Linked DNA regions of Mus musculus: regions 1 and 2 are each linked to region 3. Evidence: chromatin loops called from intact Hi-C (ENCODE). Cell type or tissue: heart. All regions are shown on one strand. Links, peaks and the distances in the headings refer to the core of each region. The heading gives the core; the rest is flanking DNA.

Region 1 (10,578 bases), core at 932-8,931, 140 kb after region 3:
AACTCTGACTGACAGGGCGAGGAAGCTGCCATCGCTTAATGATGAGTAAAAAACGAACTGCATTTGAGGGGAATAAGCGTAAAAATTAATGTTTTTAAAAAGTGACTACTTTGAAGAGTCTGCCGTCTAACAGGGGTTAGAAAAGACTGGAATACAGGACAGAACAGAAATCATGGGCAGGTGAGGACTAAGCTAACAGGGACAGGTGACTGAGAGAAAGGGACAGGTGACTGAGAGAAATGAGCCAAGGGAGCAGGGAGTGTTTCAGTGTATAGGAATGAGTTCTCACACAGTGTGAGCCATGCTTACCATCGTTAGCACAGAGGTGTGTGGCTAACGGTGCCTCCCGCTCGCTTTCCTATGTCCTTGTACAGAGTAGTAACAAAGCCTATTGTTTCTGTCTTCCTAAGGATGTGTGACCAATCGGAAAAGTCTGTAGAACTCACCTACAGATGTATGTAGAGAGGGCAGAGGAAGGGATGTTGCCAGAAAGGCACTTAGATGGGAATGGGAACCACAGGTTAGCAGAAGTCAGGAATGGGAGGGTCATGTCCAACAAAGGTGGGGACAGGGCTGAGTCAAAGGTGCAGGGTTTGGAATAAGGCTGCTCAGGTCTGAACTAACCCTGTCACTAGCTAAGAAACTCAGCCTCACACACCAAATAAACAGAAATCTCACAGAGTTGCACAAATATTCAATGAATCAACTAAACGGCATATGACTGGTAACATTATAGGAAGGAAGAGGGAAGGGAGAGGAGTCATAGAAGGAAGGAAGAAAAGAGGGAGAGAGGAGTGGGGAGGGAGGAGCTGGGAGATGCTCAGCACCCACTCCGTGGCTCACACCATCTTTATCTCTGGTTCCACGAGATCCAATATGCTCTTCTGGTCTCCATGGACACCTGCATTCATGCAGCTCGCAGGCACTCATCTCTCCAGCCTCTGGATCGTTTGATTTTGCTGTTGTTTTGTTTTGTTTTTAAAAACAAGGTTTCTCTGTGTAGCTCTGGCTGTCCTAGAACTAACACTATAGATCAGACTGGCCTTGAACTCACAGATTTCCACTTGCCTGTGCCTCCTGAGTGCTGGGATTAAAGGCACACCATCACCACCCAGCTTAAATGACGGCAGACTTTGTCCTAACACATTTTCTGTTCTAGAATAGCCAATGGTTTTTGTTGTTGTTGTTTGGTTTTTCGAGACAGAGATTCTTTGTAGTCCTGGCTGTCCTTGAGCTTGGAGATCTGCCTGGCTCTGCCTTCCAAGTGCTGGGATTAAAGGTGTGTGCCACCAAAATCACTGAAGGCTTTGAAGAATTTCATTCACTTAATTTAATTGGGCTGGGTGGTGGTACATGCCTTTAGTCCCAGAACTCAGGCAGCAGAGTCAGGTTGACCTCTGAGTTCAAGGCCTATCCCGAAAAACAAACAAAAAATAAATAAATAATAATTTTTAAAATTTTTTTAAATTAATATAATTTGGCTCAGTGATAGAGTCTTGCTTAGCATGTCTGAATCACTGGGTTCAAACCTCAGCACTGCCAAAAAGAAAAGCAAAATGCACACTAGTATAACTGAGAGATAGGGCAAAACCAAAAGGCAACATGAATTATACTAAAGAAATGGCTTGCTCAAAGAGAAAAATTCATTTATCGTAAACATTAAAATGTAACAGAGACATTTTTATGTGAGTCATAGCAATCAAGACTACAATACAAAAGCTGTAGATAGTTACATCTCGTTACCCTCACCTGTGTTCTTTCACTGAGTAGCAAAGTTTATTGCTTTTGTGTTCTCAGTAAATATCTGTGACTAACAGCAGGCTGTAATGCTGCGGTCCCACGAGCTGTCCGGCCACAAGAAGAAATGGTGTTCTAGCTACTGGGCTTTGGGCTACACACCTGAGATCAAAGCTGCTTGGACTGAGAGAAGCAGCTAATATACTTGTTAAACTCCACTCCCATGGATGGAGGGTCATGATAACCAATATTTCCTGGTGCCAAGGGGCTAAGAAAGTGATGCATGCTGTCTCTGCATTCCCTGTCCTTAATCTGCCCCTAAAAACCTCAGCAGTGTAGGCTCTTCTGGGTGGACAGACACTGCAGATCCCAGACATCAAGAGTCTTCTCCTTGGAGCTACATGGTAAATGTCAAACATGTGATAGATCATGGGCATCCCAGAGACTATATGTTAATTTATACTAAAAGCGGCTCCTATATGTAGGCTATTTTGTTGCGTCCACACTGATTATAATAATGTTAATGATAATGGCCCACAAACACCAACAGCACCATTAAATACAACCTGCTAAGTATACTGTGCATGTGACCACATATGACCCTCATAGCAATCCTCTTGTAGAGATTGTTGATCTCACTTTAGGGGTAAAGAAAAAAAGACCTTGTAAGATAGAGTACTTGTACCAGTCACAAGATTAAGGAGACTTCGTGGTCCATGCAGTAACCACATGGAAACTAACTATATTCAGCACACTGGCATCACCTGTGGGCTCTCAAATGTGAATTCTCTAGAGCCAGAGGCCCATGCATGTAATCCCAGGACCTGAGAGGCAGAAGGAGGAGGACTGCTCCAAGTTCAAGGCCAGTCTGGTCTATATGGCAGGTTTCAGGCCAGCCAAGGTTACCTATTATAAACAAGCCAAACCAAGACTCACACCCCTCACTCCACACTCGCAGAATTGAGCCTTTGGAAGCCTCTAGTCACACATGGCTAACCACGACCCAGCCTACTCCACACTGATCCACACGTTAGCAGATAACACTACTCAACTAACTGATCCTCAGAGGTTTCTTTGTCCAAATGTATCCATGAGTCAGTTAGTGATCTCAACCTGACTGTAATACCCACGGGGAGGAGGGGGGGAGGCAGCAGCTGCATTTGTTAGGGTTGAGCAGTATAAGGGAGGCTCCGTGAGGAAGTCCTTTGTCCCGGGGAAGTGAAACCAGGAGTGGTTCTCAACTGAAGCTGGACAGAGGGACAGAATGTGAAGGCGCCTTCGAATCTCTCCATGGCAAGCACATACACAGTGATAAGTAATTGCTAACGGAAGGAGCCAATGAAAGGCCGACTCCCAGCAGCTGGAAGGAATCCCACTCCTTGAACCCCTTGTTCTCCCCTACCTTACCACATTTGCCTTCCAGCTCTGCTGTTCCAAACAAGGTTGTCTACAGTGATGGTAAACATCCAGGACAAGTCCTTCTGAGCTAACTCTACCCAGCGGAGAGCATGACAGCATCTTCCAGTAAAGACCCTCGATGCTCAAAGAGCCATGAGCTTGATTCCAGCTGCAGCCTAATTGGCGTGTGTGGGGCTGGTGGCCTGGCTACGTGGGTTGCTGGAAGGCAGCTCAGTGGGGCCTCCGTACGGAAATCATCAGAAATCTAGTAGACTCCATTGGAGGACAGGCCCCAGGATGGCCAGAGCTCTGGGACCTAGATTCCCAGGTTCTTAGAAATGAACAGGTTGCAGCAAGAAATAAAAATGTCCTGTGTACTTTAGAATAAAAGTATAAAAGGAATAAAAGAATATTTGGCATCACCGTGGAAAGTGCTCAACTTTAAAACTACAGCTATAGTTAGGAACACATTCAGTTATCCAAGACTGTGAGAAAAAACGGAGTATCATGAACATTCATGAAACCTGGCTCATGGCGGCCAAAGCACCTTGGCACGGTCAATTTAAAAGACACAGGCATTCTGCTCTTTGCTACCTACCAACTCTCTGGCAGTTCCTTTTTGCTCTTGTGTCTTGTTGTTACACGGTGCCTGGTGACTGGTTACTTTGTATCAAATTGCTTCTTGCTGTCTCATAACCTGTTATCCTGTTCTAGCCTCACACCCAGCGGTGGAAAGACTGTCAACCGAGTCACACAGTAGGTTTAAGGGCATCCGGCAGTAGCTAAACACACAGAAGAAAATGTGTGAAATGGACAACGGAAGTAAGATGCGAATCCCTCCATCTGCAAATAAGTTCATTCTCCCTTTCTATCCCAGAGTTTGATCATTCCCTGCTTTCAGATCTCTTTGCTTTCCATCACGTAATCTAAAAGCGCTCATGTGATTCCCAAAGAGAAAAGCTACTCAGGGAAGACGGTGATGTCGCTGAGCGGATCCAGAACACTTGGAAAACCCAGTCTGCAGCTTCTCTTCAGCCGGCAACCGGCACTCACAGATATGTGTACGATCTGTACACATATGTGTACACCACCCCATGCCTCTGAGAGGATCAGCCTGGTGAACCGCAACTGGCAGGTAATCAGGGTAGAAGGCAGTGCCCTGAGCACTGTAAGAAGCAGAGAGCCCATAGTTTATGAAAGACTTTCTCTCTTTAAGAAGTCAAAAACATGATCTACAAACTTTTAAGTTATTTATCAATTATTGAAATAAGCATTTTTTGAGGAGGCAAAAAAAAATCTATCAAATGAAAATACAGTATTCAAATTATATGGAAGCTGTTAAAAGAAAACCTACCCAGGCTGCACACGTGTCCGCTGTCCCTGTGGGTCTACCTGCAGGCCCGCTCAGGAACCAGAGAGATGAAGGGCAAGGAAGATCCAAGACAGACTAGCGATTTTCAGAGAAAGAGACCAAATCTGCTCACTGTAGAAACCCTGAGGGGTTAGGAGCCTATAGCCCGGGGATATTCCTTGGAGATTAAGCAAGACCCAGTCAAACCAGGTTCCACACAGACACACCTTTTGTTAATCTGAGTTCAAAGTCTAGCCACAAACCGAGGATCTGGGTCATCCCTATTGGATTTCTCTTGCACTAGTTAAGTTTCACTGTTCTTTCTTTGAAAAGAAAAGCATGCTAAAGTAGCGGGAGATGAAGGCTGAAGGGAAGCGGTCCACGATTTAGGGAGAGGCCCCGGGCGCAAAGCCCTGACCCGAGCTGGCCGCCCTTTCAGGAGCAGACATAGGCACCTAGAGCGCGCCCATACCCGGGATCAGGCTGCCCGGGAGCACTGGAGCCAAGTTCTGGGAGCCCTAAACTCCAAAGTCACCCGCCCTCGGTGGAGATGGAGTTGCAGATGCGGTTCCCGGGCATCCCAGGGAGACCGCGGTTAGATCCATCGGGTCCACGGGCGGTCCTGGGTCGGTGCAGCCCCGCAGCGCTCAGCGGGGATCGCGGCATCTCGAGCCCCGGCAGCCGCCGCCCCTTCCTCCCGCGCGGGCTGGACCGCGGGCCTGAGCGGGGATCGCTCCCCTGGGCGCCGAGGACGCGGCCCCGACAACCCGCCCGTCTGCACCCCAACTCCGTGCACCCCGGACGCGCCCTGCATGGTGGGGCGCGGCTCCCTTACCGTGCAGCGGCTCCGGGCGGCTCCTCGGCCCCGCGGCGCGCGGGGCATTTTTTTCTGGGAAACTTCTCTCTGGGTCCGCAGGGCTGAGCCGGGGCGGGCAGGAAAAGCGCTCCGCGCCGGGAGGCTGCGACCATCCGGGAACTTCGCCGAGATGTGCGCCCTCCCCCTCGGCCCGCGTCCTCCCCCTACGGCCCCCGCCACACGCGGACGCCGAGGCAGCCGCTGGCCCTTCGCCCTTCGCCCTCGCCGCGCCCTGACTTCCGAGGCCGGCGGGACCGGAGCCTGGGCTGGGCTCTCCCCGGGGCGGAGGCCGAGGGGTCCGGACCTGCGTGCGCCCAGGAGCCGGACCTGGAAGGGATACCCAACCCAAGACGCTGTCCCTAGAAACTACCCGGGCCTCCGAGTGGGGTGCTCTCCCCCCAACACAGGGAAAGCCTTTTCCGGTCATCTCCACTCCGCTCCCGAATCAGAGGGCGCCCCCCGCTTTGAGAAACTTAAAAGTTTCCATTCACTGTAAAAACTGGCTTCTAAGATGGAGTGGCCCCACTGAAGCCCAAGGGCCACGCGCGTCCCCAATCCCCGCCCACTGGGAGCGCACAGCTCTTCCCAGGGTAAGGTGCCTATCGGTTGGGATTCTTGGAATCTTTTTTTTTTTTTTTTCCACCGACTTCTGCAAACATAGAAAGATCAAGAGCCGAGCGAGTATAAGGAGAAACCCGAGGCCCTTTCACATGGCTCTTGCCAGTTCTCAAAAACACCACTATCAGGCCTTAAAGGCAAGTTAACACTGGGATGACACATTAGAACATATACATTTGAAAGACAAAGACAGTTATGGTCAGTATAACTACTGGACCGGATAGTAAAGCTACCGAGACGACGTAGCTCTCTGGGTAAAGGCAGGGAAGCTTTGAAAGATGCACCTCAGAATGTGGCATCTAGAATGCCTCGGCTTCAGGCTTTCTGTGCTGAGTTGTCCCTATGTGTGCAGTCTCTGTGACATGCTTCTGGCGGATACGATAATCCTGGAAAGACAGCGACAGGGCCACCTCTCCTAAACTCTTATTAGCGTTTTTTTTTGTTTTTTTTTTTGTTTGTTTGTTTGTTTTTTTTTTTTTTTTGGTAGGAGTCTCTAAATGCACTCTTTCCTTTTTGTTTTGTTTTTGTTATTTTTAGGTCTCACCATGAATTCCAGGATGGTTACAAACTCCCACTGTTAACTGTATTCGTCTAAGGTCTATGCTATATTTGCCTTTTATGTATGTATTTATTTAATGTGTACAAGTGGTTTGCCTGCAAATATATCTATCTGTATCATGTGCTTGCCTGGTGCCACAGAGGCCATAAGAAGGTGTGGGATGCCCTGATAATGGAATTACAGACGGTTGGGAGCTACCACGTAGATGCTGGGAATCTAAGTGTCCTCTGTTAAGAGCAGCAAGTGCTCTTAACCGCTGAACCATTTTCTCCAGTTCTGGCGCATTGAGTTTGGATCTTTTCCTGGGTTAGCAGTGTGTGGTAAATATTCCTTCTTGTTGCTTGACAACACAGGGAATCCATGAGGAGGGTAAACAATCCATACTATGCTGCATTGTGCCGCCGGGTTGCTAAGCAGTGGGAGCAGCCAGGGACATTAAGTACACGTTCAGCTCGAGATGGTTTCTGCTGACATTTGGTCTTTCTATTGTAGACAGAGGCGCTCTGAACCTATTCTGCTTCTTGTTTCATGACTCCCATCTTGGGAGCCACTCTAACTCCTAATCCAGTGCCTTTGGACCTCCCACCCCCTTATAACCAGGACTTTATTTTGGTTACCTTCTCCTGAATAGATGGCAGTCTCAAACACCAGATAAGGGAGCTTACCTGCCTCATTGAGTTCTCACAGGAACCTCTGTGAAATAGGCATCTGTCTCTATTGTACACACTGAACAGTGCCCTCCAAAGCCTGGCTGACCTGCTCAAGATCTCTTAGCATATGAATTTCTAAATTCAGATCATTATGGTGTTAATACCTCGATCCAACCACCAAGCCATAAGTCTCTCAACTTGATTTCCTGTTTGTTCCACCTCTGAGCTGCTACTTTCAGGAGTGACCTGAATTAAGATCCCCGAATGCTAAGCCAGGAAAGAAAGACAGTGTTACAAGCTTTAGTAAAGAAGTGTTGGTGTCCAAGCAGATCTGGTTAAAGGCTCTGTGCTAGGTTAGGTTCTGTCTTCTGGGTTCATGCAGGAAGGATGTGGAGTGCCAGATGAATGGAGCTCTAAACTTGGCCAAGGGAAGCAGCAGAGGACCAGGATGTGCTGGGGAGGGCGGTGTCTGAGCCGCACGAGTGCTTAGCATATTTAATAGACATATCCAAAACGGAAAGGACAGTACTCCTGAGAGGTGATTATTTTACTTACTGACATTGCACTTTATTCCAAAAAGAATTTTTAAAAAGCCTTGAGGCAGAACTGAACATGGTAATATTTAGACCTCTGGGATAACATATTCACCAAATATTTTTGCTCCATTTTTTTTCTTTCCCAAAAATATGTACTTATTCTAAACAATTCACCTAGTTGATAGGCATAAAAACAGAAAGTGAAAGCCACCTACAATCCCATCTAGAAGCAGCCACTTGTGATTTTCCATGCTTTTTCTGTGATATTTTGTTACACAACAAATAGGAATGATGGGGTAAGTCAGTGGTAGAGTGTTTGGCTAAGATGCACAAGGTCCTGGGCTTGATTCCCCACCTACACACACACACACACACACACACGCACAAGCACATGCACACACTCACTCACAAACACACACACACGCGCGCACATACACACACACACACACACACTCACACACACACATACACACTCACTCAACAAATGTTTATTGAAAGAGCTGAATAGGATCACGTTTCCTGATAAAATAATCTATTGCATTGGTTATCTGCTGCTATATGAAATTATCATAAATTTACCAGCTCAAAACCACATCCATTTATTACTTCAGGGCTCTCTGTAAGTGAGCACCATATGACTTCTGATGAGAGGCTGGGCTCTTGACTAGAGGCACTGAGGGAAGGTCCACTCCAGGCTCATTCTGGTCACTGGCAAAACTAAGCTCCTGACTGAGATGGGGCTGAGGCGCCCCTTTCCTTCCTAGCTGCCAGCTTCAAGGTTGCTCTTTGCACTCGGAAGCCAGCACAGTCCTCACATCCAGGAACAAAGACTCTCCGTTTGCAGACTTCTTACATTCATGTATGGATGCCAGGATAAGACCTACCCATTTAATCCCACTGAAGCTGACCCCCTCTCTTAAACTCAGGCTTAATTACATCTGTGGCATCCCTTCACTGCAGCTTCTAGATTAGGGCCAGTTTGAATAACTGGTGGAAACTCTAGGGATAGAAGTCGCATGGGTATGAAAGTTTATCTTTCCATTCCTCTTAAGACTCAACAAATCTAATTTGTTCTTTTTTTTTAACTACATATTTTTAACTGTATTATGTACCACAATCCAGCCAAATTCTCTAACAGTGGACATTTATATTGCTTTCAGTTGTTTTCCTGCTTTGTACACAATAACCATTGATAATCGTAAGCGCTTATGTGCCGTGGAATTCTCTAACTAGTAATCAAATGTATAGAGAGCAATGCCATAACTTATAAAAACAGCATCTATGAGACAAGTGGGAAAGATCTGTACCTTCTCCTTTTTTTTTCCAAAAATATTTAGCACATTTTATTGACTTCTTTTTAAAAAACATTTATTTATATTATTTATATATATGAATACATCATAGCTGTCTTCTAGTAAGAAGAGAACATCGGACCCCATTACAGATGGTTGTGAGCCACCATGTGGTTGCTGGGATTTGAACTCAGGACCTTTGGAAGAGGAGTCAGTGCTCTTAACCGCTGAGCCACCTCCCCAGCCCCCTTATTTACTGCTTTATGAGCATGAGAGGAAGTGTGTGCATCCCACGACCTGCATGTGGAAGTCGGACAGCCTGCAGCAGCGGGTGCTCTCCTTCCCTGATGTGCATCCTGGGGTGGCACTCAGGTTGTCAAGCTTGGTGGTGAGCATCTTTACCTGCTAAGCTGGTAAAGATTTGTGCCTTTTGATTGATACTGACAATTTCTCCCCAAACTGTTGGTATCAATGAATATTTACAACAGTATCTAAGAATTTAGATCTTTTAAATAATAATAACATATTTTATAAACAAATTCCACCCATCCATTGTTTCATGCAAGGCCTTACGTATGATAGTTGAATGCGTTGGTACTAGGTCTGGCTCCTTATCTCCAACCTTGGAGCTCTAATTTCCTGTGTGACCTGGAACAGCTGGACACGCTTTAGCTCCTGTCTGTATCTCTAATGGTGAGCTCAACGGCATTAATTAATTAGCCATTGCTAGGTAACAAAATACTGTAAAAAGTTGTGACTCAAAAAGCATTTATTGTATCATAGTTTTTATGGATTAGGAATGTGGTATAGTTCAACTGGGTAGTTTTAGCTGATAATCTCTGACAGGATTGAAGTCAAAGAAGCTGACCAGGGCTGCTGCAGTCATCTGGAGGCGTATCTGGAGAAGGGTTCATTTTCAAGATGCCTGCACCACTGTTTATAAGATTACTGGCTATTGGCTGAAGACATCACTCTTGATAGTCAATTTGTTGAAATTGAGAAATGTGTAAATGACTAGTCGGGCACACTTCTAGGTATGTCTATGAGGAGATTTTCGAAGAGAATTAACCTACAGGGACAGACCTGCCTGAATGAGGGCGGCACCATCCCCTAGGCTGGCAGCTGGGTAGATAAAAGGTGAAAGTGAAAGCAAACCAGCCAGCTCCCGTGGCATTCTTTCTGTAACCCCTGGCAACTGTGATACGAGCTCTTCTGCTCCTATCCACTCTGCACCATGGTGGACTAAAACTTTTTAAGCAAGTGTGCAAACACAGCTTTTCTCCTTTTAAATTGTTCAAACAGATATTTTGCCACAATGATGAAAAATCTGACTACCACAGAAAATTAGTACCAAAAGATTAAATGTTGGGGCCTTTAATCCTGACTGTGCATGGTTAGGCCTTTGTGAGAAGTATTCACAGAAATTTCAAGAAGCAGTCTAAAGAAAGCGTGTTGTAAGCCGAGTGGGCAGACCAAACTGCGGAAACGAAGATGGATAGAAAAGACTACTGATGAGTTTCAGATGCAAATAAGGACTCTGTTGTGAACTAGACTCGAGGCCACACATATGACATTCTGATA
Region 2 (10,578 bases), core at 1,127-9,126, 510 kb after region 3:
GAGGCCAGCCTGGTCTACAGAGTGAGTTCCAAGACAACTTAGGCAACTCAGAAAAACCCTGTTGGCAGGCAGGGGGAAACTGAGGCACAAAAAACCAATTTGACTAAGCATAACACAGCTCACAATTTGGGTACTAACAACTACCCTAAAACAACATTCATTGTGCCAGAATATATGAAAGAAAATTTAGTAGTAATTCCTTGAAATCTGTAATTCAGAAAGTGGTCCATAAATTAAAACTAATAAATTCAATGAGCAAAGTATACAAAATTTAAGTAGTGATATTATTAGGCTTTTGTAAACAAAACAAACTGATAAATGACAGAAAATATAATAAAATAGGTATTTGTCCAAATACATAGGTCATTGTTCATAACTATAAAATTATATGGTCAACTATATTATGATTTTGAAACTACTGAACAATATAACTTTTTTCCAGTAATAACTCGCAGTCAAGTAATCATATCATATTGAAAATCATAACCACAAGTTAACAAAATGATGGCAAAGGTAGCACACTCACACTAAAACACCAGTGTAAGTAAGCCTCCTTCTGGGAGAAAGCAAAAGTCCTGGCAACTCCACAAATACTTATATTCTCTGATAAGTATTTCCACTGAGCTTATTATATTATAGAATCAACTCAAAGGAAAAAAACGGTAGCAAATACTACAAAGTTTATACAAAAGAAAAATACAGGAATACACACACAGTGAAACATTGTCTCAAAAAAACCCAAAACCGTTCATTAATTCAACGTTAAAATCAGAAAGGGGAAAAAAAAGCAGAGCAAGCTACATGAGATTCTGTCTTCAAAATTAAAATTATTAAAAATTAGCTAGACAGGGTGGCTAATGGCTGTAATCTCAGGACTTGGAGGCTGCTGCAAGATTGCCATAGGTCTGAGGCCATGAGTTCCAGCAGCCTGGATTACAGAGTGACATCCTATTTCAAATAAATAACAAAAATTTAAATCAATTTTCTTCCATTTAGGCATTTAATACTGAGAAATTTATTAAGTGGCTTAAGTGGCTCGGTTAACTACATAATCAATCAAACATCACAAAACGAATATAATAGAAAACTATAAAGCTAGAAAAGGTAAAACTAAATGAGTAAAGATAGAAAACTGGTATGCAAAGTTCCATTAGACAAAATGAAAACATGTTAGAGAACATACTGAAAAAATCAAAAGTGGCGCATGCCTTAAATCCCAGAACTAAGGAGGCAGAGGCAGGCAGATCTCTGAGTCTGAGGCCATCTAGTCTACAGAGTGAGTTCCCAAACAACCAGGGCTACACAGAGAAACCTGTCTCAAATGAACAAAAACAACAGAGTAACAAAACAAAAGGTTAGAAAGAAAAGCTAATGGTACAGATGAATGTAAACATATACTACGAAAATTAACTCAAGTCCATTTACTATTTGCCAAGCATAATTACTGTTTTTCTAAGAACCTTCTAAAGGATCACAAGTCACTCACTACTATATTTCAAGTGTTTTTGTTTTTGTTTTTGATTTCTTGGATATTAATGTGGGGAAAGGCTGACAATTAGCAGTTAAAATATGGACCCAAGTAAATATACCTACACTCTCAAGATACAGTCATACCCCATGTTGTCCCCTGACCCCAAAGGAGCAGGATGAAGAGAAGAAATAATTATTTTAGAGGTAGTGATATGGCTCATCCAGCAAAACATTTGCCATGCAAACCTGACAACCTGAGTTCAATACCCATAATGCATGTAAGGTAGAAAGAAAAAGCTACCTCCATAAAGTTGTTCTGTCCACTAAACCCAAGTTGTAGCATGTACATGCCAATACAAGCACATTATACACATATACAATAGCAAATAAAACATACATTTAAATCCCTTTATGATTATAAAAAAGAACAAAGTAAGCATCATAGACTATCTTAAAATAAAAATATGTTTGAGGTTTGTCAATAAAAAATGAGAAGGTATATATATCACATACAAGTTTATAATTGTATATTTCATGTAATATGAAACACGTATTACAATTACCAATGGCCTTAAAGACTCATGCATTCTTCTATTTTCTATGAAATGATACCTTACTTTAACTCTTTAACTTTAAGAAACATAACAAAGAAAGTGTTTTTCTGCCATTTCCCCCCACAGACAAAAATAGTAATAGGGATCACTATATCTTCAACATTAGAGTTACATATAGGGCTAATGAGATGGTCCAGTGGGTAAAGCTCTTGCTGTTGAGCCTTATGACCAGGGTTCTATCCTCAGAACCCATGTGGTGGAAAGAGAACATTTACTCTTCAATGTTGTCCTTTAATCTCCATAAATATGCTATCATCCACACAGGCAAGAAGGCAGACAAGCAGTTAGACACATATAACTGTAAAATAAAAAAATTACATAAATAGATTTTGAGAAATGTATATCTCAATAAAAAAGAGCACACCTTTTAGTCCCAGTGGTCAGGAGGTAGAGGTAGGCAGGATCTCTGTGAGGTGGAGGCCAGCCTGGTCTACAAACAAGTTCCAGGATAGCCAACTACAGAGATAAGCCATGTCTGGAAACAACAAAATAAAAAGAGCTTTCCTAGCACGGTAGAAAAGCAAACAAAGGGCTGGAGAGATGGCTCAGCAGTTAAGAGTACCTGTTGTTCTTGCAGAGCAGCTGGGATAAGTTCCCAGCACCCACATGGTGGCTCATAATAATATGTAACTCTAGTTTTAGAGATTCAGGATTTAAGATGGTCTCTAAGGGCACTGCCCATAAATGGTACACATACATATATGCAAGCAAAACACAAAAATAAATAAATCTTAAAAACAAACATAGAACATGTTCCATTTCAGACAAGATTTCAGTCTATAGAAATAGATGTGAATATAAGATAGTCACAAAATGTTAAAACCATTGACTATATGACAGGTGGTTTTGTAGGCTACAAGTTAATACAGGGAGTACTATATGTATTAATTTCATACAGGTCAGTTGAATCATCCAATCACTTTCATTGAATTATCTAATTACTTTCATTGACTTCTAATCAAGGAGGGTTCCAATACAAATTTTTTTGTTTTGTTTTGTTTTCGAGACAGGGTTTCTCTGGGTAGCCCTGGCTGTCCTAGAACTCACTCTGTAGACCAGGCTAGCCTTGAACTCAGAAATCCGCCTGCCTCTGCCTGGGATTAAAGGCGTGCGCCACCACGCCCAGCTTCCAATACAAATTTTGCTTTAAATATAAGACTTACTTTTCTAAGGGCATTTCAATAAGAGTAACAAAAGAAAGTGATACCAGTTCACAGAAACACATATCATTTTGGAAGAGACTAAAGTCAAAAATGAGTGGAAACAGCATGTAAGGTAAAGTTATTTACTAGATCTAGCAATATAATTGATTAGGAGAGTACAGATAATAATTAAAACTCAAGTTTTCAAGTTTTCTTAAAAATAAAAAAAAACAAAAACAAACCTAGATTTCTTGACTTAATGTTAGTCATGAAATATTTAATGGATAGTATCATTTCAAAACAATATAGCTTTAAAATTTTAAAATACCCATGAAAACATCTCTAAACATCTCTCCAATTATTTATTAATGATTTTAAGACCTAGAACCTTAATTATCACTCAACTATCGATGGCCTTAAAGATCCATGTACTTAGTTTTCTTGGCTTATATAGGATATGTTTTTAGCATACTCTACAAAATATTTCTATACTTTTGAAAAAAGTTTATTGCAGGGATTCTTCAAATAGGTTTAGCAAATTTAAATACAAGACTCTTATTTCATCTAGAGTTAACTGTTTTAAAATAAGCCTTTATAAAGTCTTACCATTTGGGTGCTAGAGACCCAGGCCATTTGGCGCTAAATGAGTAGTATTCCTGGAACGGTTATTACTTGACAATGGCCAAGGGTTAAGAATTTCTTCAAACAGGACAAACTGAGCTCAGAACAGTCCGTGTTTGGTCAGATGTTAAAAACAGCATTACCTGCATCTGGTGTGAACGTGTCCCTAGTTTATAATCCCCAAGAAACTGTGACTTCCACAAGGTAAACTAGGTATTAGTCGATGGGCCTAGAGTCTATCATGAGTATCCCTTTTACTCAATTATACTGGTGGTAGTTTTACTCGACCTTCCCAGTTTAAGAGTCTCCATTAAAGAAGAGACAATTTTATAATACCTATGTGCATAAAAATAGTTCCCATCTCCTCCAAGGTCTGGTTCAATGAGTGAGCATCCCGGGGAGACATACACACATCTCTCCCTACCTCTCTTCCTTGTCCCTGGGGTAATAAAAGGCACAGATTATTTTCCTACAAAAGCTCTGCAGAACACCGGTCGAAGTAAATGGGGTGTGGGGGGGAATAGCAGAATCAACCTGCACCCACACCTCAGCCCCGCCCCACCTGGAAAGGGGGGGGTGGCGGCGGCGGGAGTGTGAGGGCGGCAGAAAGGACAGAAAAGGCCGAGACCACCAGCAGGTTCTCCATTACCATTGGCTCCATCACGTTCCACCGAGGCCAGAGACCCTTGCTTCCCAATCCTTCAACGCACCATCCCAAACCCTCGATCGCCCGAGTCCCCGGTGGGGAGCCCAGCGTGGGCCCTCTGGGCAGCGCGATCAAGGACTAGCGGCGGGGGTCTCCCCGACAGATGGGCGGATCCGAAGGGCGCCTCGGGGACCTCTCAAGTGACCACACCAGAGGAGAAGTCGGAGGGAGGGGTCGGAGAAGAGCCGTTATTCCTTCTCGCTCAGGCTTGGGAAAGCGCGCGAGGGAGGGGCCGGCCGGAGCCGCAGCGCGTTACCTAACGGTCCGGTCGCTCCGCCAGACCAGAGGCGGCAACGCGGCCACCGCCGTCCGTAGGGTTGGGGTCCACAGCAGGGGCGCAAAAGGGGTGGGAGGCGGGGGGTGGAGACTACAGGCAGCGACGTCGCCATGTTAGCACCTTCTTCCTCTGCATCCCTACAACCTCCAAGCCCGTGGCCCTTCCACCATTACTCACCTTTCCAGGTCACTAATTCATGGTCCTGCCAGCCACCCGCGAGCCCGGAGGCCGGCCGTGTTTACAAACTAGCCCCGGAGGAGAGGGCTGAATCGCACTTTAAAGGCCACGGGCTCCCACAGGCTTCCGTCCTCTCTCGCGAGATCCGACTGACAAACCTTCTCCCCGCCCCACTCCCGGCATCCCTGCCGCTTTCTTCTTGCGCCCCTCCCCTTCACGCACACGCCCCTTCCTGCTTTCCACCGAGGGAGCGCCCGCGGGTCAGGTGACTCCGTCGTGCCTCGGAAAAAGGGCGGGTCTTCAGGAGGGCGGGGGCGGGGAGGCGGGAACCAAAGAACACTCGGACGCGAGTGATTGGGCGAAAAGCACGAAAGGCGGGAAGCAGGTCCAAAGGGGCGTGGCCAAGGTGCCCAAGGACCGTTGTTTCGGTAACCAGGGAACTGCAGAAAGCTGTGATTGGCAGCCGTCGGGAGGCGGGCACGAGAAGCTGCACCGGATCTGGGGCGCGCGCGCAGGTGGCGGAGGAGCGAGCAGGAGGGCGTGGGCGGTGTGAGAGAAGAAAGGTGAGGTCGGGGAGCCTAAAGGAGCCCAGCCCTGGCGCCGGATGTCTCTGTCGTATTGGTTTCTGACTTCGCTAGGGATATGAGACTATGAAGGGAGAAGCGCTTCTGGACCACTCTCCGTGTACCGAGAAGCCAGAGCTGGAGAGAGAGCTACGCTTAAGGTTTTGGAGAGTCGGGGTTTGCCAGTCATCACCTCCGCCCCCATGTGCACACTGAAGCAAAATAAGTCAGCCCTGCGTAGAAAATAGAAACCTTTTCTTAGAGAGTTCTTTGTTCGGATTTTACTAAGCCAGAACTGGAGCCGATCTTCCCCACCACCCTATGTCAAGTATATGGTATATTACATACGAGTATGTTCAAAGGCAGTGATCAAAAGGAAATACACCGTCTTCCACCCCCATGTCACCATATTTTAAAACAAAGCAACGATCTTTTTCCTAGAGAAAAATTCTTGTAATTATGAGTGTTTCTTTTATCAAATTTCCTTTACTTAGTTAGATATAAAAATACAAATTTCAGGGACCGAAGAGATGTCTCAGCGGTTAACAGTACTGGATGCGAGCCGGGCGTGGTGGCTCACGCCTTTAATCCCAGCACTCGGAAGGCAGAGGCAGACGGATTTCTAAGTTCAAGGCCAGCCTGGTCTACAGAGTGAGTTCCAGGACATCCGCAAGTAACCCTTAAGCCGTCTATAACTCCACTTCCAGGGTACCTGACGTAGAATTAAGAAATTAATTAAAATTATTAATTTCAATAGAATCACTTCATTCATTTAAAGCTTAAGAGATCGGTATTAATTTTTTTATTTTTTTAAATTTTCGAGGCAGGGTTTCTCTGTGTAGCCCTGGCTGACCTGGAACTCACTCTGTAGACCAGGCTGGCCTCGAACTCAGAAATCCGCCTGCCTCTGCCTCCCAAGTGCTGGGATTAAAGGCATGCGCCACCACGTCCGGTTTGGTTAATGTTTTAAGGAGGACTAAAGGACGCCAATGAGAACCCAGCAGAGAAGAGGCATTCTTCCCACAATATTTTCCTTTGCTCTATAAATTGTAGTGCCAAAGAAATGCCTGTTAATGTAGGAAGTAGGTTTCAAAAAAACTAGGGGGCGGGGCGGGGGAAGGAACTGGACAGATGGTTAGGAGTGCTTGCTGATGTTGCAGAGCACCCAAGTTTAGTTTCCTATCACCACATACCTGCTCAGCTGCTCATAAAAGCGGGGTGGGGGTGGGGATCGGACAACCTCTTCCAGCCTCCGTGGGCATGTGGTGCACATTCGTTTATGCAGTCAAACACTCATACACACAAAGTAATGTCCTTAAAATTGGGGGCAAGAAGAAGGACGACTGATTAGTGTAATGACAATGAAAGAGACAGACCTTTACAGACCTTTACAATTCCATAACTGGTTCAGGTGCACTACTCCTAAACATACTTATTCCTACTGAAGATTTTGGTGCTTATTTTAGGGATGTTGGTTGTCCAATAAATATGTACAAGTTGCAAAATGTGATTAAGGCGCCTGTGAAATCTTGCACTGATTTTTAAAAAGCAAGCCTTTTTTTTTAGTATCATGCTTTTCCATTTGTTAAATGCGTATTTCTAATTTAGATTTATGAATACAATTCGTGTCTTTACATAAAATACACCCAATTTCTCCACGCCAAGTGAATCTAAAATTGTAAGTTTGTCTGGAATAGTATCTGAGAGTTAATGAGCCTGCCGTCTAATAATGATGCCTAGCATGAAAGTGAAATTGTAATGTCACTGGACCTTCTAATAGGTTGCTGGCCTGTATACATGTACGTGAGCCAACTCAATCTTCCTTTAAAACTAGCTTAATTACTTGAGAAACCTGAAAGAAACCAGATTATTAACACTGTCGGTTCTGAAGTTAGAAAGAAAGTACCATCTTGTAAACTTAGTAACAGTGCAGTAATGTCAATAGACTTGAACACTAATTATATCAGCAAGGTGTCAGCTGCTCATTACTGGTTGGAAGGCTAACAGACAAGAATATAGGCCTGCCAGATCATAAGTTGCTAGGTCCAGATGACTGTCTCTAAGATGCTGCTTTCCTCCAGCCGACAATATCTAACCCAAGGGGAAAAAAACCTAAAAATGTTAAAGCACTTCAAAAGAACTTTGTCCATTAGAATTGAGTTTTTACATTGCTTTTTCACCATGTATATTAAAACACTTTTTGTTTGTTTCTGTTTTTTACTATGTAGTCCTAACTGTCCTGGAACTTGCTCTGTAGACCTGGTGAGCCTTGAACTAACAGAGATCTGTCTGTCTCTGTCTCTGCCTCTGCTGGGTTATAGGTGTGTGTATACCACCACCAAGACCACCACCATCACCTGGGTAAAAATGGAAATTCTTGTCTCCAGATTGATTTATTTTCATCTCAAGTGACAGTAGCTTTGGCATTAGATTTTCTGCTATCAAGTTATTATCTATATCAAGATATTATCTATATCAAGTTATTATCTATATCAAAATAGTATCTATATCAAGTTATTATCTACACCTGGTACTGTTAGATCTCAAACCCAGCTCTCCTAAGCTAAATGTCTCCAGTCTAGGGGCAGGGCTGCCCTCCCCTATATAATCCAGCCAAAGCCTGTGGCAGGTAGGGACTGAGGGATACTGAAAGAGCATGGTGGCCAGGTCCACTGTAATATGTTACATAGGCACCTCAGTTAGCTCTCTGTCCTAGGTTTGATGCCTAGAAGTACTAGAGGAACATGTGATTCTAAGGAAAATATTTTCAGAATTCTTTTATATAAGCAAGGAATGTGATTTTTTTTCTTTGTTTTGAACTTTCGGTTTTAGCTAACTCTAAAGATGCCTAAAGTGAGAAAAAACAAACAAAGGAGATCTACGTGGAGAGCAGATCCAGTGCAGTGTCCTTACTTAGGCCTGGTGGCAGGCCAGAGGTACACAAAGGCACTCCTTTACCTCTGGGCTATAACAGCCCTTTTACCATAGCTTTCCTACAAATGGAAACAAGCTAAGTGTGGATAATTACTATCTTCAGTTCTGATCTTATGTACCAGCAGCTCTCACTGTTTCCAGCCGAATAAAATGTATGCTTCCCCATTTCCCCTCTCAGATTCCCATCTGCCGTAAAATTCATCTTTGGTTACAAATGCAGGGAACTTCCTGTAGGGCCCTTATTTTCATGGTTTTCTTGTTGCATACATTATCTACCTCATCTCCAAGGAGGGTTAGTCTCCTTTAAGAACTTGATACAGAGGCTGGAGAGAGATGGGTCTATGGGTAAGAGCCATGGCTGCTGTATCGTGAAAAGCAGATTCGCGGCTTGTCAGGTGGCTCAAAAAGGACTGTGGTAACTTCAGCTCCAAGGGATCTGACACTGTTTTTTGGTCTTTAAGAGTCCCTACACACACACACACACACACAAACACAGGCACTCACATGCGTGCACAAACATGAAAATAAAAATATTAAAAGGAATTTGAAGTGAAATGCTAAGTCTGGAAACCTGTATTTCATTTTATTCCATGTGTTATTTTACATTTTTCTTATTTGGTGCATTGATACATAGGGACTGTCTGAAATGTCTTAGTGTCCTTTTGTGTAAATGCCTTACAAGCATCTTTACTGATGAGGGTTACAATATCAATGTATATTTGTCCCTATATGCAAGATACATTTATTAACCAACAATGACTTTTTTATTTTATATGCATCGGTGTTTTGTCCGCATGGATGTCTGTGTGAGGGTGTCAGACTCCTGGAGCTGGAGTTCCAGACCGTTGTGAGCTGCTGTGTGGGTGCAGGGAATGAGTAGCTAGTACTCTTGACTGCTGAGTATCTCTCCACCTCACCCCCACAGCTTTTAGTTTTGGATTTTAGAAATGGGGTTTCACTGTGTAGGTGTGGCTGTCCTGGACTCAGTCTGTAGTCCAGGTCGGCCTCCAGTTCACAGAGATCCAACTCCCCCTAACTCCTGAGTGCTGGAATTAAAGGTGTGTGCCACCACCCGGTAACAATGATTTTTTTTTTTTTTTTTAAAGACAAAAAGGGAGCACAGCTACTGAGCAAAGTAATATCATTTAAGTACAAGAATAGGTTGTTTGGGGCTGGTGAGATGGCTCAGTGGGTAAGAGCACCTGACTGCTCTTCTGAAGGTCCAAAGTTCAAATCCCAGCAACCATATGGTGGCTCACAACCATCTGCAACGAGATCTGACGCCCTCTTCTGGAGTGTCTGAAGACAGCTACAGTGTACTTACATATAATTAATAAATAAATAAATAAATCTTAAAAAAAAAAAAGAATAGGTTGTTTGGGGAACACTCTTATCTATCATAAAAGTGCTCTTTTACTAAATGCTACAAGAGTCAGCTGTTAATGCTTTCAAACTTAACAGCTGTCATGGATGTGCTATTTCAGCCTTGGGATGGGGCTATTTTAATCCCCTAGTCTGTTATTGCTCATTTAAAAGTCTACTAAAAGGTGTATGGACACACATACGCATACATGGGAGGGGGTATTTAACTGATAAAACACCTTTTGTATGTTTAGCTAAGCAAAACAGAATACTCCAGCAGCTCTCGTGTCTGTCTTATACAACTAACTTGAAGCTCATGGAAAAAGCTTCCACATTCTCATGGTATCAACATACATCCTACTAGAGTGGATTAGCTTAGACTTTGCCAGTTGGGCCAAGTGGGATGTGGCTGATGTGATGTAAAAAGTATGGAGAAAGTGGGGGCACGTACACTAGGCCAATGTCTAAGGTGGCACAAAGACAGCATGGCCTCAGATATCCCAGTCTCTTCCATATCGTGGCAGGTCGTCTTTCCCATCCTCTGACGGCCCAGGGGTTTCCTGCACATTGCTGAAGTGTTAATGTTTTAATTACCTCTTAGCATCTGTCTTCACCATAGAGGCTTCTATTCAGAACGTTGTAAGTACAGAGTTGTCCAAGTGAAACCAAATCCTTGGTTTCTTAAAAGAATGGTAGCTAATGTTGTGTGACA
Region 3 (10,578 bases), core at 1,330-9,329:
ACTTGGATTTTTTTTTTTAATTGAAGAAGAGAAATAACTTACCTATAGGGTATCCCAAAGCAAAGTCATTACTCTGTGTAGCAAAAATAGGGAATAGTCCAGCTTTGCTAAACCGGCTCTCAGGACTGGCCACCAATAAGGTTAATACACACACAATGAAAAACACGGAGGCTTTGCCAATTAAGACGCTGTAGAGAAAAGCCCAGTCCACGTTGGAAAAATTAAGCACAACCATGTTTTTGAATAATAAGGCTGGAAGGGCAAATCTGGAGACGAAATTCCCCAGTCCTTTGGCCTGTGTTGAGGTTATGATATTGGCCCTTCCTGCTATGTAGCCACAAAGGACTATGCCAAAGCACTCCAGTAAGGCCGGGAAGAGCCGGGTTATCGACATCGAAGGTGGATCGCCGGTGGCATTAAATCCATGAGAGGCAGGCCAAGTCGCATTCATATCACCAGCAAGCGTTGAGTTCTTTGCTGAGAAATAAGAATCCATTTTCTCTCTCCCTCCACTTCCAAACTGGCCTCTGCAAAAAAGAAGAAAAGAAAACAATTCAGTGTTAAGACCAGCCACAGACTGAAACAGACTGTGGCAAACCTGAACTTACTCACATATTAAATGGCCAAACAAGTGCCCACCCTCTCTTCAATCTCCACTGGGGGAAAGACGATGGGAAAGGGGAGAGGAAGGTACCTCACTCTCAAAGGTAGGTCAGCTCAAAATATTTATGTTACCACTCTATTTTTAGAGTCAGACGTGCATAAAATAAGATCCACAAACAATACAGCTGCAGTGATGCCCTCTGGTTCTTTCTCTCCAGGGTTCCACAGCCCACCTCCATCTAACGGACAAGAGGTGGAGGCCCACAGGGTGCCAAGGACCCACTTGTACCCAGATTCTCCGACAGAAGTTCTCAGGGATAGTTTGAGGGGTCACACTGGAACCAAACGGTCCCTTCCAGCCAGTGGCTATGCTTGAGCACAAGGGAGAATCACAGTAGGGCAGGACTTACCAACTTGGAACCCCAAACTTGAGTTTTTGTGCTTCACCTTATCATCTGTGAGGTGCCAATATCAATGTCTACTTCAAGTAGAGTCCTTGCAGTCTAATCACAGCCGGCACATAGTAATCACTTATCCAAGCTGAATATAACTTTTGGTGGAGTATGAGGAAGCCCTATGAAAGAAAAAAATGATAGAAAAATGTCAGTCTACCAGCCTTCTCTTAGTTCCTTTTATGTAAATACAAACAGTAGCCTACAGTCCCTTGATGCAACAGGGGACTCTGTGCATGGAGTGCCCTCTAAAAGGCTCTCTACCATTTGCACTGCCCACGTAATTAGCACCTACCCAGCCACCAAACTCAACCATATGGTTTAGAGCCATTTCATCAAGTGAGGTTTCTTTAATCGCACAGTTAGGCATGATTTGTTCACAAATAAAATCATGATCCTTCCCTTTAGTCTGTTTTTCTCAGTTTGCTTATCCCAAGGCCTTCAAACTGACTTATGTCTGTTTCCTTTACCAGACTTTAAATGTCATAGCAGCAACGTCTTTACATACTCATGTCCCTAATATCTAGCACAATACCTGGTACATAGGAGGCATGGGGTGGGGAAGGCTTGATTCATTAAGAGTCTTCATTAAATTCATTAAATAACAACCTGTTCTTAAATCGGCCTCTTCTCCCCCATCGGTTCCCCCTTAGGTATTATCTAGCTCATGACTGGATTATCTTTCTTTTCTAGGTGATAGATGTTTTTCACAGCAGGAACAGCCCCCAAAATACAAACTGTATTCTGACGTTCTAAAGCTGTTCATGAGATTTTGAAGAGCAAGTTCTGTGTGCTAATGTGGCAACTGTCACACTGCCCCCCTCTTGCTGCCAAAGACACAATGAACACAAACTTTAGATAATCCTGAGGTGAATTGGCTTTGATTAGTAATTTGAAATGAATATGACAGTAATTGCCAATTTCTAAGTCCTTGTTCTAGGTTTACCATCTAAAGTATCCTTATATAAGATGGTAGAAAAAAATCTGGTGTCATTTACAATGCTTGGGCTAAGTTCTCAAACACCCACACCACATTCAAAAGACGTGGGTGGCAGACCAAAGAGCAACTAATACACAGGGTTCTGTAAGAGAATATTCCCTGTGTTGCTTTCTAGAAACCAAACCCTTTTAAAACCTTATATTTAATTGGGATTAAGACAAGTATTTCCTTTTTTCTACCAGGATTAGGCAGGAGTGGTCAAGAGAAACAAATCCTACAATATTCACATACTTGATCTTTCCAAATAAGCACTGAATTACACAGGCAGGTTCTGGTTGGCACACAGTCATCCTTGAAGTTGCTGGTCAACAATCAGACTTGAGTATGAAAACATTGGCGCCCTTAAGAAATGTGTCCTTAGAAAGGGAGTAAGGAAGGGGGTAAGAAACTGGTCCAGCCTTTTCCAAAGTTCCCTAGATTTCTTTGCTTGAATAACTCACAATCCCTATTTTTCTTTGCTTGGATATCTCACAATCCCATATTTGGACAACATAAGAACAACAATGTAACCGTGGGGGGTGAGGGGAGGAGAGAGAGAGAGCGCGCGCAAGCGCACATGCTTAAACAACAATCTTAATTAACAATAGATAATGAAAACTGTTGTAGACTTTGAACCTTAGCATTTATCAACTCTTTGGGTCAATTACTTTGCCTCCCTGAGTCAGTTTCCTTAACTGTGAAACGAGTGGGAAAACTCCTTAGCGAAACACTATATGGAAAGGATGTACTGTGCACAGCTCATCACAGAGGAGGTCTTCATGAAATGGGAGCAATAGTTCTAATGCCAAGTATGGTGCCCCATGCTAGGAACCCAGTCCTGAGAGACAGAAATAGGAGCAATACAAGTTCAAAAGCAACCGGGGCTGCATTGAGACGATGTCTCAAAAAACAGACAGCGTACACAGAATAAACCAAAGTGGGTAAGAGAGGTGGGTAGAGAGACTGCAGACCTAATGATAATGATTAAAACGGTAACAAGGTAAACAGCATTCATTGTCACAAGTAGCTATACAAACATGCCTAATATTAAAGATCCTCAATAGTAGACATACTAGATATTCCACAAAGTTACGAGTTTAGAATGTGTTATGAAGTTACCAGCCTCTGTTTCATACCCAGCAATTAAGAGTTGAATTGAGTTTGATCTTAAGTGGCTATTGACAGTGAAGGTGATGGCCAAGAGGTTTAACAACTTCCAGGTTCAACTTCCAATTAACTGAAAATTAAATGAAACTTTTTAAAAGTAATCTGTCCTTTTCCCCCTTTCAATTTTTCCAGTGTTATAAACAGTTCCCGAGGCAAATGAAAGTTAAAATGACTTCTAGTCTGACATAATGTCACACACCTGTAATCACAGCACTAGTGAGGCAGAGGCAGGAAGACCATGGGTTCAAGCCCAGCTACAAAGAAAAGCCAGCCAGGACTTAAATTAGCAGCTGTCTCAAAATAAGGAAGGGAGAAAAAAAAAAACTAAAAATAACTCTGAAGTTTTATCTCATACCATTTTAAACATGAAAACAAAACAAAACGAAAAACCGCTTCTTATGCACATTTTAAGATTAACAAGAACCACAACAAAGGAAGTTTTAAAAATGTCATCCAGTCCTTTAAACTACAAAAACAAGACTTGTTGCAGAACAAACAAGTTGTCCTATCACTGGAAAAGCCAATTCACTGGGCCAGACACTAGAAAACGAAGTATACAAACCATCTAGTCGCATTACATCTGACTTAGATAACATGACCAAAGCACTGAAATTGTAGGTTAAATGCTATTAAGTTCAAATGTGCTGCAGTACTGACTTGAAAGAAAAAGCTTTAAACTGAGGCTGTTCTCTTCTCAAACACTCCTATCCTTTAGACAGGAGAAAAGCCTAATGCCTTGCAGCACTATAAAAAGCACTCTTCAACATCAACAGGCACTCCAGTCACTGCCTTTTCCCTTGTCAATCTGCAGGATCAGACTTTGGCCCGCCAAGATAAGGAGTGCAGAGTCCCTGACCAAATAGATGATACCGAGGGCAGCTGACACCCGTGGAAGTGGAAAGCCAGGGCATGGGAGTCACAACGTCAGGTGCTCCGTAAAGAAGTATGGGAGAAAATTTGGCGCAAAGATCCCGAGGTGCTCAGGAGGGGCAGACACGAAGGCCACCTTGGGCTAAAGTAAAAAGTCCGAGATGACAATGTGAGCACACGTGCAACGGGGTGCTTCGCACCCTGGGGACCGCAGCTCTGGCACCAGAGGGGACAAGTCGTCCCTTGTGAGCAGACCATCTCCAGTGTTCCCGCAGGTTTCAGGCGCAGGCTCTGTGGAGCAGAGGCGGACAGGCGCAGCAGCTAGCCGAGGCGCCAGGGCAGCCTGGCGCTGCCCACTGGTCCGGACCCCAGGGGCAGGGGCCATTGCAAACGCAACTGGGGCTCATCTCACCTGCTAGGTCTGCAGCTCCGGCTGCAAGGAGAAGGAAGCCGATGCTCACAGAGGGCCAAGCAGCGAGCACACCGCCGTCATCTCCCGCCCCGAACCCTCTTGTAGCGGCGTGTGCCAGCGGCAGATGCCCAACCACGTTCCGAGAAAGGGAGGGGTGAGCCGCTGCGGTCCTGTCAGCTACCTTAGGCGTCTGCAGCCCGGTGCCTCCTCCCCGCCTCCGCCCCGCCTTCAGGCTCCGCCCCTGGCCTGGAGGTCAGAGAAGCCGGTCTCCATTCTGCCGTGAGGCCCCGCCCCCAAGCTCAGGACATGGCCCCGCCCCGCCCAAGGCCCCGCCTCCAGCATGGAGGTCCGCGTTTCAAATCTCCACCCCGCCGTCAGGCCACACCCCTAAGCTCCAGTGCTACACTGCACTCCGCCCTGGGGCTCCACCCCAAGGCCCCGCCCCTAGCCAGAAGGCCCGAATGCGGGTCTCCACCTCGCCTTTAGGCCCCGCCCCCAAGGACAAGCGACACCGCTCCACCCCCGGTGCCCGAGGCCACACAGCCCAGTCCCTGCCCTTATGCTTCGCCTCCGCCAAAGCCACTTGGCCGCCGGTCTCCCGTAGCTGTACTTCCGGCTTTTCTCTTCCCACAAGATGGCGGCCGGGTGGGGATTGGCAGTATTGGTTTCCTCCGCCTCTGCTCAGACTCAGGAAGGCCTGTCATCATTTCGGTTAACCTCAGCTTCCAGTAATCCTGTCAATTCCTCTCCTGGTTAGCCTCGTCATTGCATAGTATAGAGTTATAAATGCAAGGATGTGAGTTCAAACCCTGCCTTCTACCTTTCCCAAGCTAGCATGATCTTGACCTTCCTAAATCAAAAGAGATTAAAATATAAGCTTTAGTTGTGTGCTTGATTTAGAATACATTGCCAGCAGCGACTGCTTCTTTTTCTGTTGTGGAGGAACTCTGGCTGTATGCTCTTAGTTTACAGACAGGAATCTCCTAGTATTCTCGGAAGTCTACTGGGGCTTCTCGAAGTCAACGTGTGAAAATGAAGACATTTTCTGAAACAAAAAATATTTCTAATTTAAAGCCTGATCTCAGTGATTTTGTAAGTATTTCTTAAAAAGAAATCTTGCTTTGCAAATTTTACTGTTTTGTCTGGCCACTACTATGTCCTATTAATCTGTGCAGTTTTAGTACAAAGTACAGTACTATTTGCACCTTTAAATTAAGTTACTATATGGTTTACTAAGAAAATAAAAGCCGGGAAGGGAGATGGGATGGGGGAAGGGGGTTCCGAGGGAAAATGAGGAAAGGGGATAAAATTTGAAATGTAAATAAAGAAAATATGTAATAAAAAATGGGAAAAAAAAAGAAAAGAAAAGCCAAGAGCTGGCTTAAGGATATGAAGCCTAAGGAAAGGTGAGCAGAATTGAAACTATTTTTTAAAATGTAGCTTACTCCCTTTTGGTTCATTTTTTGTCTTTCTCACTTTTAACTATTAACCTAACTGCAAAAAAAAAAAAAAAAAAAAAAACAATACATCTGTTATCTCAAGGCTAAATGGATTCCTGCCTTGAAACTATGAACATTAGTCAAACTAAATATTTAGTGAACTTTGACTTTTAAAGGATTATTGAAAGACAGGCCTAGAAAGGAAAGTTAAGGCCAACCTGTAGGAGTTCCTTGTGTTAGCTTAGCTTAGTTTATCCTCTGACAGCACAGTAAGATTGGTACAATTTCCCCACACTGGAACATGTCAGTGGATTTTGTGCCTTATGATCTGGAAGCCTTCCCAGGATAAGTGGAGAGATGAAAGGCAGAAAGGACAGTATGGTGACTTTGGGACTAGCCAAGACAAGGAAATAACCTACTCTGGGCTAATGGTAGTACAAATGGAGTAAGTTTGAGGGGTGTTACAGAAGAACTGTAGAGCCGGACAGCTGAGAGAGGTAAAGAAGAGGAGGTGGGGAACATTAAGTTTGTTCTCATCCACTAAAATAAGGAGAAAGAAGCCAGGTAGAGAGCTTCTAATAGATTTCCCAGCTGTGAAATTCTGCTATCTGGAAATGAAGAACTATTTCAATGCGCTTACAAAGGAGGAAGGGGCTACAAAGAGTGAATTTGCTTCTAGACCTAAAATTGGAAACCCTGAGGCATTATCTATAACAATCTCTTGGACTTATCCTTCCTTCCGTCAGAGGCGCTGGGAGTTTAGACATCTGATTAAAACCCCTTGGGTCAGATCCCACTCCTGGAGGGAAGAATGAAGCGCTTCAGTGTTCTGTGAGCTGACAGTTCTTAAGAAGGCATCAGCACACGTCCATGTGAGTGTACAAGGTTATGTCAGCAATCCATTGCTATTCACTTGATATGCCCGTGTCTGCTTATAGTTAGCCCTCTCACCTTTCTGCTTGTTCGTTTTATCTGAATTATGATTAGACTTTAAAAAAAAAAACCAAAAACCAAAGTCTACAAGTCATAAGGTACTTTCTTTGGTTATAAGGAAATGGTGAACAATACTTAATAATTACTCTTTTATTCAACTACTATTTGTTAAAACAGATAAGCATAAAAACCCACCATAAACTGAAATAATTTAGGAACACTGACACGGTGTGGTATATAAACTTAAAAAAAGCAAAGGCCTGCACTTGTAATCTTTTTATCCTTAGAGCTTAGACGAGTGCTTTCTTTGACATATGATAGGCATTCTATAAATGGCTTTTGAATGGCTGAATAAATTATAATTGCCTTCCTTGCCTACCAGCTAACCAGGAGGTTGAAGTGTTCTATTCAGTGTGGGTTCCTTGCTATAAAGAACTGTCATGTAGCTATTTCACTCAGTAACTGATTTCTCCTTTTACTCAGCTTTCCACTTGGCTTAATTTTGTAGCCTAATTTTAATATGCATCTAAATGGTTTACTTCTTTGTCGTAAATACTCTAACTTAACTTAATTTCAGGTCGTTTTAAGGCCATGAAAATTACCTCTGCCTATGCTTATAGGTATGCATGCTTTCACGAGCACCTAAGATGTCATTGTTTCTCCTCTCCCTTTCAAGGGATACTGAAATACTCACACAAAGGCAATGAGAGGAGGTGGGGCCTGACCATCTCACCTGGCTATTGATTTTATTACTAACCTCCAGTAAGGCTCAAATCTGAATAAAGAAGGGGGGCTATTGTTTGCACCAGCATTTAGAAAGTCAAGCAGAAAAACCATGAAAACAGAATTAGGTTGTGAAACTTCAAGTAAAATCAGTGAATTAGATTAAGACAGGATGCAGAAACCATAAAGTAGAATCGTGGTGAGTTTGGGGGCACAGCCAGTCTGTTTCAAGACTTAGTTTCTCCATACTTGTGGTTTTCTTTTGACCACTTTATTTTGAAAGAATGCTGAAAAGAAAGAGACGTGCTTGCCTCCTCTTTGAGCCTGCAAGGGAGCCCACTTTAACAGGCAGTTTCAAAAGACAGAATCTGCACAAAGCATTTTTAAATTCAGGTGGTGTCTAAGATGAGACACTAAAACTAACCACTTTTGTATACCATAAAGTGAAGAACTTCGGATTTTTACCTTTACTTTGGAGTAATAAGGTTTGTTTTTTTAAGCTTTTATTTGGCAGCTTCTAGGTAGAACACTGGGGTAAAGTGCACAAGGAAGGAGAAAGAGATTCGGGAAAGGGAGATTTTATATCCTCAGCTCAATCTACTTAGACCCCCTGAAGTATTCAGCTAACTAATAATGTCAAGAATATAGTTTAGGAGGTCCAGTCTCCTCTGCTAGGAGGGGCAGGTCCTTCCCCTCTTTTGGATGGATGTCCACATTGTTCTCACCATAATTTTGTCTACCACCGTATGCCATGACTTGCCATACAATAAGCACTTGATAAATACTTTCGAGCTGGCTGACTCTTTGGGTACAACCTAACAGAACCATGAATGCTATTATTTAGAGAGTCATTTTAAAAATGGAAATACCTGCTCTTTCATGGGCTGCCTCCTTCACTGGAAATGAAAGTAGTAGCAGGTGGCGTTGGAGTTACAGAACTTAACTCTCTGTTTGGTATAAGAGTAACCAGATATTGTTGGGTTTTTTTTTTGTTTTGTTTTGTTTTTTTTTTTTTTTGGAACTGAGAGTTGCTGGGACAATAAATGAGAACTCATCCTTGGCTGTGACACAGAATAAATATGACGACCAAATCTGTTGTGCAACTCTGTTCTCTGCATATGACAATGCCTGCCACAAGAACAGAGAAGATATGATTGACCATATCTTCACCATATTGAGCTCTTAACTTTCTCTGCCAGAAGGAGTGGGAGGAAGGGTCACTGGCCCTCACCTGAGATCGTAGCCATGCCCCTGGTCCTGGATCTCTCCCACGCTCAGCTGTGTATAACCTTACCCAACTGCACAGCCTGAAAAGGGTGCTAGAGAATAGAGGTGAATGGCTATCTGAAGACGGCATTCCATCAATGTAGCTTTAGGAGTTTGTCACTCGTACTATGTGAGAATTTGAGATGCTATTTATCTTCATAACCACACACACATGGAACCATGGATTTGGCCTGGCCTTGATGTCTTGAGATCATAGGTTTTTCAGGGTAGAATCTGTGGCTCCTGGGGCACTATAGGCCTTTTAGTTTTTCGAGAAACTCCCTCGGGCAGTGAGGTGTTCATGCCAGTTTTTTTTTTTTTTTTTTTTTTCCTGTATGTTCTTTTACTCGTCAGGGAAGCATGGAAGCTTGTTGGGACAATTGCTCTCAGACATTAATCTTGTGCATCCTGTGCACACCATTGTATCCTGGTAGCTACAACTGTATTGATCCTGGTAATCACCACTACACCCTGTTTCTGTTAAAGGTATAGAAAGTCTGATGACTCTTAATAAATTTGCCACAGCTTAAGTTTGCTGTGGATCCTCCAGTTGGCCTGATTTAATTTGTTGCAGCCATATCAGATGGCCTTGGGCAGGACAGAAGCATGGACACTCACAAGCACGGATTCCAGTGAAATGGAGACCCCTTTACTTCTCCCTTCACCTATTCAGCACAGAGAACCACCACTTTCCTACTCTGTCTAAAGTCCTTTTGCTCCTGTGGGAAGAGCAAGGCCAGGAAGGCAGTGTAACGATCACACAGAGCCTAACCTGTGAGGAGACTGGAGAAGAGAATGTTTTCATGGAAACAGATAGATACCCCAAGTGGCAGGGCACATCATTGAAAATCATTCCAAAACAACTCACAAGAAGTCTCTTCTCTGCTCTTGGAAAGCTTAGAAACAGTCTCAGTGAGCTAAACTACCCCTCGGAAGCTGTTGGGCGGGACTTACACCAAGCTTGTAGGGGCTGACTGCTTTGTCAAACAGCATTTCTGTAGTCTCCTCCTAATGCCTCAGTCTTAATGTGCTTTCAGTATTTCCTTTCTTTCTCCCTGCCCCCCACCCCTCGTGTGTGTGTGGGGGGGGGGGTGGGAGGGGTTGTTGAGGTAGAGTTTCTTTATGTAGCCTTGGCCATCCTGGAATTTACTCTGTAGACCAGGCTGGCATTGAGCTCAAAGATCCACCTGCCTCTGCTTCCCTAGTGCTGAGGTTAAAGGTGTGTGTAATCACTGCCTGATGCTTTCAGTATTTCTACCGTCGTTTCTCTTTCTCAAGCATTTTTTCATATGTCTCAGTGCTATGACCCATAAGGCTTGGGTCTGGACCCTTGACTAAGGGTACTGAGGGAGTGAAGAAATTATAGAGACGCAGGTACACACACAGAAAAGCTGGGGTCAGGTTGGGTACATGTGCTCTGATGGAGAAAACGTACTTCAGCCAGCAACCTGGAACCTTGGGGTGTTTACTACATATGGCATAGAGGGTGGAGTTGGCCAGTCTCCATAGGAGATGTCTGTAGACAAGCAGTCTCAGGCTGTAAACACCTGGCAGGAGGAAGCTGCAGTTCCTAGTCTTTGTCTAAATTGGTTCATTGTTTATAAACATTCATACTTGGTCTAGGAGAAGAAGGCTGTGCCCCTTTTGAGCTTGACCCATGTGGGGAAAGGCTCTGCCAGTTTTCCGGGGGTCCAAGGCCTTGGTCCTCATCATGGCTGTTCCCATGTCTACAAT

Evidence for each region. A loop is a pair of places that touch in the nucleus more often than their neighbours do. Peaks named below come from ENCODE experiments on the same cell type or tissue, not always from the same donor. Only the 100,000 strongest peaks of a DNase experiment are listed, where the experiment ranks them.
Region 1: it touches region 3 in a loop (2.7-fold over the local background); 1 of 42 quality-filtered maps calls a loop at or near these places.
Region 2: it touches region 3 in a loop (3-fold over the local background); 1 of 42 quality-filtered maps calls a loop at or near these places.

The regions. Positions count from the first base shown.
Region 1 is chr2:73,524,006-73,534,583 of GRCm38, forward strand. Wipf1 (WAS/WASL interacting protein family, member 1) reads right to left here and starts at 5,482. Exons shown (of 8, transcript NM_153138.4): 1 at 5,322-5,482. In heart, for the core only: no CTCF peak of the experiment used is centred there; DNase peaks (open chromatin) are centred at 2,946, 4,184 and 5,506; H3K4me3 peaks cover 2,280 bases; H3K27ac peaks cover 2,175 bases.
Region 2 is chr2:73,887,468-73,898,045 of GRCm38, forward strand. It overlaps Atf2 (activating transcription factor 2), which reads right to left and starts at 5,172. Exons shown (of 15, transcript NM_001025093.2): 1 at 5,008-5,172. It overlaps Gm10822 (a long non-coding RNA gene), which reads left to right and starts at 4,941. Exons shown (of 3, transcript XR_003953852.1): 1 at 4,941-5,272; 2 at 5,444-5,570. In heart, for the core only: no CTCF peak of the experiment used is centred there; a DNase peak (open chromatin) is centred at 5,334; H3K4me3 peaks cover 2,858 bases; H3K27ac peaks cover 2,225 bases.
Region 3 is chr2:73,381,782-73,392,359 of GRCm38, forward strand. It overlaps Gpr155 (G protein-coupled receptor 155), which reads right to left and starts at 4,699. Exons shown (of 17, transcript NM_001190297.2): 1 at 4,484-4,699; 2 at 1,014-1,177; 3 at 43-527. The coding sequence starts at 496. Gm13707 (a long non-coding RNA gene) reads left to right here and starts at 5,069. Exons shown (of 9, transcript XR_866430.3): 1 at 5,069-5,575; 2 at 6,669-6,794. In heart, for the core only: no CTCF peak of the experiment used is centred there; a DNase peak (open chromatin) is centred at 4,880; H3K4me3 peaks cover 1,934 bases; H3K27ac peaks cover 1,541 bases.